3 separate regions of the Homo sapiens genome follow, and all the other regions are linked to region 1. A link is a loop called in an ENCODE intact Hi-C map of the cell type or tissue named here. Cell type or tissue: dorsolateral prefrontal cortex. All regions are shown on one strand.

Evidence for each region. A loop is a pair of places that touch in the nucleus more often than their neighbours do. Peaks named below come from ENCODE experiments on the same cell type or tissue, not always from the same donor. Only the 100,000 strongest peaks of a DNase experiment are listed, where the experiment ranks them.
Region 2: it touches region 1 in a loop (4-fold over the local background); 18 of 110 quality-filtered maps call a loop at or near these places.
Region 3: it touches region 1 in a loop (4-fold over the local background); 3 of 110 quality-filtered maps call a loop at or near these places.

The regions. Positions count from the first base shown.
Region 1 is chr5:66,306,710-66,309,209 of GRCh38, reverse strand. All of the region lies in intron 1 of LOC124900988 (a long non-coding RNA gene), which reads right to left. Among named protein-coding and RNA genes, the nearest start is that of LINC02065, 99 kb to the right of the region's middle. In dorsolateral prefrontal cortex, CTCF peaks have their summits at 1,163, 1,363 (motif pointing left) and 2,432; no DNase peak of the experiment used is centred here; H3K27ac peaks cover 1,207 bases.
Region 2 is chr5:66,170,007-66,172,506 of GRCh38, reverse strand. SREK1 (splicing regulatory glutamic acid and lysine rich protein 1) reads right to left here. Exons shown (of 12, transcript NM_001077199.3): 8 at 2,337-2,456; 9 at 1,560-1,922. Among named protein-coding and RNA genes, the nearest start is that of SREK1, 27 kb to the right of the region's middle. In dorsolateral prefrontal cortex, a CTCF peak has its summit at 1,017 (motif pointing left); a DNase peak (open chromatin) is centred at 1,007; H3K27ac peaks cover 175 bases.
Region 3 is chr5:65,741,291-65,743,790 of GRCh38, reverse strand. All of the region lies in intron 1 of NLN (neurolysin), which reads right to left. Among named protein-coding and RNA genes, the nearest start is that of NLN, 20 kb to the right of the region's middle. In dorsolateral prefrontal cortex, CTCF peaks have their summits at 882 and 1,085 (motif pointing left); no DNase peak of the experiment used is centred here.

The sequences.
Region 1 (2,500 bases):
ACCCAAAATGCCTTGCAATTGTTGAGGTATTTGTATAGGCTTCCTCTGTACTTTCCATCTTTTTCACATCTTTTAAATAACAGTTTCAGCAAGCAGTGCCATTCAAGCAATTATCCGAATCATTTAGTCTGCCTTGGTTGGATACCTTGAGAAGGTGCGCAGTTGGCAGCAGAGAGACCAGGGACTCCTCTGCTCTTGCTCTGAATTCTCCCACCCCAGATTTCTGATCCTTTGCCAGCTTTGAGGAAGCAGTCTTGCTAGAGGCCCACTTCTTGTGGCCCTTAACAATTCCACCACAGGAAGCAGCTTGGTGTCATGGCGGGAGGGAGGTCTCAAGGCCCGGGAGCCTGGAGATGCAAGGGGGGGTCATGACACCACCTTTTGTAGCTGAGGGACCCTTAGGCAAGCCATTTAACTTCTCTGAGCTGCTGTTTCCTCTCCTGTGAAATGGAAATAAAAATACCCACCCTGCCTCCCTTAATAGATTGTTGTGAGAATAAAGTGAGGTGGTAGATGTGAAAGGGCTCTGGAAATTGTGAAGCCTCATATAGCTCCAAAGTTTTAGCATTAGACTGTGGATCCTCACAGCCCTGAATTCCATTCTTCATGACAAAGAAAGTTGTCAACATCAAATGCACAATTGAAGGGCCCCTTTGGGAACACACGACAAGTTCTCCTTCCTACTGTCTGAATTACTGATGGAGATAGATATTCCCAAGGCAGAGAAAATTCTGCTGGCTTTGGTCCCCTGAGAGCTGTCATAGAAAATATGACAAGAAAGCCTGCAGAAAGATAAAGGGATTAAGGGGCTTCAAAGAAAAGGGTTTTGTTTTAGCAAAGACCTTTTCTATAGAGGTCTCTAAACCAGTACAGGCTCTTCACCCGTCCCAGATGGTTTACATGGTGGCCCTGTCTGAAGGCCCCAGATGGCTAAAATGACCTCTATGAAAGCATCACACTGTCTGAGGAGCCTAAATCATAAGCAAGGCAATCAAGCTTCTACTTTTGTCACGTTGCACTGAGTCAGCCAAAACCCATCAGAGGACAAGTATTTTGCCAACGTGAAAACAGAATCATGCACATCTTTACCAGGATATTTTAACAGCAAAGGAAATCTGAATTCACTTGCCATATAAAGGAGAGGCTAGAGGAGTTATTCCTATCCAAAAAGTAAGCTGCCTTATGGTCAGAATGAAGCTCGGTTCCTAGGAATGAATGTCACATTAAATGCACAAGATTCAATGTGGAAAATGTATACAGTACAGATACAGTTTTAAAATACTGTATTAATAGAATGAGGGGAGCAGTTGTTCAAGCCTGTAACGCAGTTGTTCTAAGAAGCTTGATATCTAGTGACATCTAGTGGTGGCAGATATGAAAGCCTTCATGGCTACTATTTTCAGGATGGCAAAACAATGAATTCACCAAACTTGCCTATTGGTCGGAGTATAGTTTTTTGCAATTCTCATCTTCACTTGCCCATTCCCCATGGACCAGAACTTGAGAACTCACATCCAACGCAGAATATGGTAGCAGCACTAACAGAAAAAAAACAGAATATCTTCAGGCCTGCTGTATTTTTCATTTTTATTTAAATTGGTGCTTACCATAAACCTACTTCCTTTAGACACGGTAGATAATTGTAGCGGCAAGAATATGGCATTTGTGGGTCAAAAATCTAAGATGTATTGCCTGGTATAGACCTAACCTAGCAGACGGTATGACACTAAAGAATAACCTCGTTGAAGAACAAACAGCATGTTCCCTTTTGAAATAATAAGATTTTTTAAATGCTTTTTATCCAAAAAAGGTAGACATTCTCCCTTTTTACCTAATGAATTTGCTGTTCTTTAGTACTGTACCATTCAGACCTGGCTAGCATAAACTCCATCTTACCGGTCTAGTGTATTCCATGACGGTAAGGCTTCACTGTAGCAAGACAATACTTTTTCAATGTGTCTGAGAGAACTCAGCGTTCCAGTAGCCACAGCCTTCTGCTGTTGAGAGATTCCCTCCTATGAGGGCTTTGTTATCAGGAAGCCAGTAAAAGTCTCCGCCCAAATCAGTAGTAACAGCTGGAAGGGTCATCAGGGAATAACACTCAGCTGGGGCTTGCCTTGAGTATAGGAAAACAGCAATTGCTTTACTTCCTATTCACATCCCTTTTTGGAAATTCTCCTGGAATTTTGCAAAAGTACTCATCATTCATTCATTCAACAAAAGAAATAAGACTTTCGTGAGAGTTTCTTGTCTTAGTCATTGCATTTACCAGATAAGGTGGTTTTGAAGCCCACATTAGAATATAATTTGAGCTTGCATAAGCTGTATGATGCTTTAATACAAGCTTGTCCAACCCGCGGCCCAGGACGGCTTTGAATGCAGCCCAACACAAATTCATAAACCTATGAGATAACACAAATTCAAAACATTATGAGATTTTTTTGCAATTTTTTTTAGCTCATTGGCTATCGTTAGCGTTAGCTATTTTATGTGTGGCCCA
Region 2 (2,500 bases), 140 kb after region 1:
CAAGAATCACGTGAACCGAGGAGGGGGAGGTTGCAGTGGGTCAAGATCATGACACTGCACTCCAGCCTGGGCGATGAGCAAGACTCTGTTTCAAAAAATATATACATATATATTTAGGAATGAATGTGAACACTTGAACTTTCCTCTACACCAAACAACTTAAAATGGCCCGAGAAAAAGTTAAACATTCCCATGTCATCAAAAAAAGTAAATTCGTTATTAAAAAGGAATGAAAATAGTATTTGGTGCTGTGAAAGGTAATGTCTAAACAATCACAGAAACACAAAGGCATGTGTGACACAGAATCAATAAAATCACTTTGCAGTAAAGGTGTGGTTACAAGGCTCAAACCAGTACCCACAGCAAAGGAGGTTACATTAATTCTTCAATCTGTGGTTCAATGTGCTGAAATCCAGCAGTGATCTGTTTATTTTGAGCCTTGTTTTAACATATACTACTGCTTTCAACTTTATGCTTCTGAGGTAGTTTTTAAAAGTAAGTACAAGTACTAGAGAATTCTCAAACTTAATCTCTAAAATAAAGGAAAAGGGCTACTATACTTCTCATACAGAGCGTCAGCTTCCTCATGTTTTAAAACAGTGATGATAATAATCTTCTCCCAGGCCTGTTGTGAGGATTAAATAAGGTGAGACATGAAAAAGTCTACTGACATCATGTCTGGCATACAGTAAAGTGCACAATAAATGTCTACGATTATCTTTTATTATCTAGTCAAAGGCTGGTATTAAAAATAAACTACTAAAGCACAAGTTTTAAAAATGGGAAACATATATTCCTTTATCTCAAATTATTTTCTATTAAAAAACCATCTTTAAAAATCTTCAAAAATTTGCTAATATATATATTTAGTATTTTTAAGATAGTGTAGTATAAGTTAGGAACTTCCATTTACAGTCATGGTATCATCTGAAGTAAAGGATGTGGGTTTAGATAATCTTAAATCTCAAAAGTTGTTCTCATTGTACAGCTGTTACTATGGCAACTTGCTGCCACCTGGTGGTAGTAAAGCTATTAATAAACTGAAATCACGGTCCTAAGGAAAAACTCTAACCCTTAAAACTGACAAAATAAAACACGACCAAAATTTAAATGTTATGCACTTAACAAAATAAGGATAAAAATTAACTTAGGTGACAAAGAGGGCTAACACTGCAACTTCAGCAATCATTTTACATATTAAAATTAATCACACCATTCAAAAAAAGTTCAGGAAAAAGCCTAAGACGCAAATTCTTAATGTGCTTTTTAAAAAAAGTACCTTTCCCTGCCATCCCACCCTCTAAGAAAATAACAATTATTATTATTCTATTAAAATAGTGGTTACAAAGAATAGCTAAAACTCTTCAAATAATGTTGCCCAGTATCATCTCTTTCCCCACTCTGCTAGAGAAATGTTTACTCTGAAATTAGGAGAAAATGTTCTTATATTACTTTACAGGTTCCACTTGCGTACAGTAACCTTTTCTCCCTCCGTAAAAAATTTTGTTTCCAATTGTCATCAGCAAATCCCTTTGTAAAAATTTTAAGCATTATCAAACCTGCTGGAACTACGAGATCTTCGCGATGCATTGTAACTCCTGGGTGGTGTTCTGGATTTTTTATCCTTCTTTCTTTTTTCATCTATCTCTTTGGATCTGTCTTTTTCTCGTTCCTTTTCTTTGTCCTGTTCCTTTTCCTTCTCTTTGTCTCGATCCTTCTCATGCTCTTTTTCCCGTTCTCTCTCTCTGTCCTTTTCCTTGTCTTTTTCCCGGTCCTTTTCCCGTTCCTTGTCCCGGTCTTTGTTTTTACCCCGTTCCTTTTCTTTTTCACGTTCCTTTTCCCTCTCTCTCTCCTTTTCCCTGTCTTTCTCTTTCACTCTTTCCTTTTCCTTGATCTTTTCTCGAGTGTCTTTTCTCTTGTCCCTTTAAAAACAAAAATAAATAAATTCATAACTAAAATAGTTCTACCTCCTCCAAAAAGACCTCTCTCTCTTCAACAATTACCAACACAAGACAATTTATAGTACCTACAGACATTTACATATACATTTTTATATAGCTCAGGTGTACAAGAAGCTGCTAAACAAAGCTATTCATACTACGCAAGCTGAACTGAGTAGTTTGGAAACCTCATGAGTCACACTGACATCAGATTCAGATCACTGGCAATCAATATTAATCCTAGATTACTAAAACAATAAAAAAGGTTTAATTTCTCTCATTAAAAACCTAAACCACAACAGATTTTTAACAAATGAAGCCAATTAAAATATTATCCCTTAGCACTAACAGAACTCTGAGGAAAAAAAAATTATTGTTAATTTCTCTAAAACTCACCGTGAATGCGAACGACTCCTTGACTTCCGTCTCTCCCTTGATTTAGAGCGTTTTTTATGTGGGCTCTTAGATCTACGTCTGTCTTTCTGTCTTGAACGTGATCTATTATGGGATCTACTCCTAAAGAAAAAAAATTGTTAGAATATCAAAACTTAATTTACGAT
Region 3 (2,500 bases), 570 kb after region 1:
CAAAAATGGTTTAATTGGGTTGGAAATTTCTGATGCACAATGTATTAAGATGATGGACAGGTTGGGGCTTAAAGACAGTTCTGAATATTGGTGGCTGCTAAGTCTTGCAAGAAATTCTGGGGCCATTCTTTTCTGTTTTCCATAACTATGAGTTTCTTCTCCATCTCTCATTCTGCACATACAGACATAACCTTAGAACTCAGTTCTCCTCTTTCATACTGTTTGTATATATTTTTTATCATTATTGGCTACAAATAAACAGCTAATGGAATTGATGTAGAGTAACATACTTTTATTTTATTTCAACCAGGATTTGTGGAAAGTTTTCTAAGTATATTCTAGAAAATGTTACACACAGTTACTTCTAACTGAAAGTTCCTTAAATGCAATGCATCAGGATCTATATGTCGGTTAACTATTTGTTCTATATAATCTGTATTAAGAAGTTTAAAAATAAATGATACTTCTTTTGAAGATTGTTTTGGCCTTTTTTATCTGTAAGACAAAAAGCCTATGTTTATAAATTAATCCCCAATGTAGTCCCTGGTGCTTAGTAAATATTTGTTGATGGAATTAAAATCCACGTGAATACTGAGCTTTATTACTACCCAATGCTAGCCATAGCTATACCAGCAAGGCTGACTGATCTGCTTCCCCAAGTCAGGAGAGGAATTGAAGACATTTTTCCTTGTAATTCTACTAGAATGTAAGCTCTTTGGGAATGTGGTCCATGTCTTAGTCATTTTTGTATTTCTTGGCAAATGTGGAAGAATGTGTTCAGCATATAACATATATGTTTTAACTGTTCAATCAATGAGTATAGGAAAGTGATGAAAATCTAAATTAGTCTGTCCTAAAATGACCACTAAGTTCAGTCCCAGACACCAAGTAAATAAAGCAAATAATAAAGCAATCAAAAGAAGATGCTAAAACAACAACAGAGTTGTTGAAGAAAAGTAATTATGTGAGAGACACGTCATAAAGAGACTTTGAGTCATGGATAGATAATCTACAATACATGCCAGTACACTTGAAAAGCAAAGTGCTACAATTCGACTGCTCTTGCCTCCACCTGCTGGTATAGGAAAGTAATTTTTTAGATTGGGCAGAAATTGTTTAGCAACCATAGAAAAATGCTAGGAAAACAGTGGGCTTTCAAAGTTATCTTGCCAAGATAATATATAAACATCCTATAAACAACCATTCACGAAAAATGTACACCATGAACTCAGCTACAAGTATGTTGAGTATAGAGAAGAACTACGCTAAATATGGAGACATTCTGGCCTTTATTTTGAGTAGCCTCTAGCATCTGGTAAAGTCAAAAGCATTATGAGTTTTCCTTCATTGTACAGTCTCTTTTTTGTATTGAAAAAAATTGCATTTGAATTTGAGAACTAGAATGATCATTACAACTTCAATGGTCTAATCTTGGTCTTATGTAGCATAAATATACATTTATTTTGGAAACAGTGCCACATACATCCTTAATGTGTACAACTTCCTCTAGCAGTAAGACTTAAGAACAATGATTATTTTCAACTCTTTTTACAAAATGTTTATGATCCATTTTTTTAAAAAAGGTAACTTTATTTTAGATTTTGTAATGTAATAAGTTTTTGTTTCCAAATTTCATTGTAAATAAATGAAAAGGAACTCTTCAAAATTTTCTTTTTTAAGAGATATGAATAAAAATGTTAAAATGTTAGAAACTACTTAAGGGCATATGAAAAACTGTATGATGCTAGAAATATTTGTAATATTTCTGCCACTGACAAATAGAGCTTTCAGAAAAGGTTCACATTACAAAGTTGAACAAAAATCTCAGGTTCTAAAAAATAAGTAACAAAAGATAATTGGTTAATTTTCTTCTAATTTTGTATATGACACAGCTAACTTAATGATTATAGGTTCTAAATAAATTGATTATACATGAACTTGAAGAGATTTCTTTTCTTAAATCCTATCCCTGGCTTATGTAAAGCCAACTGAGACCACAGAGCATATAAAATCAAGTGCTGCTTCACAAATGAAATAAAGTGTTCCTTGATTCATTACTAATGCGACTATCCACATACATGGAAAACCACAACTCAGATATTCCCCTTTTATTTTTCTCTAGAAACATGAATAAATTGCTTTTGGCACACTTAATTGGTGTTTGGGGCATACTTTTCACAATTGAAGTCCTTAGTAAATTACTCAGGAGAGAGACTCTCCTCTTTCAGTACATTATTTAATACTTAGGCTTGTTAGTGTGTGTCATTTACACATAAATATTTTGTTGTGTGAATGATGATGCCTAGATCCTCTCATCTGAGGCCTGGCTAATAGCTAGTATGCTTCTTGTTAAGACTGGTTCAGTCAAAAATAAGTGTTAATTATTTTTACGTGTGACAATGGTATTATGATTATGTTTTTGAAAAAAAAATTTCACAAAGTGATCTACAGATTGAATGCAATCCCTATCAAAATACCAATGACATTCTTCACAGAAATA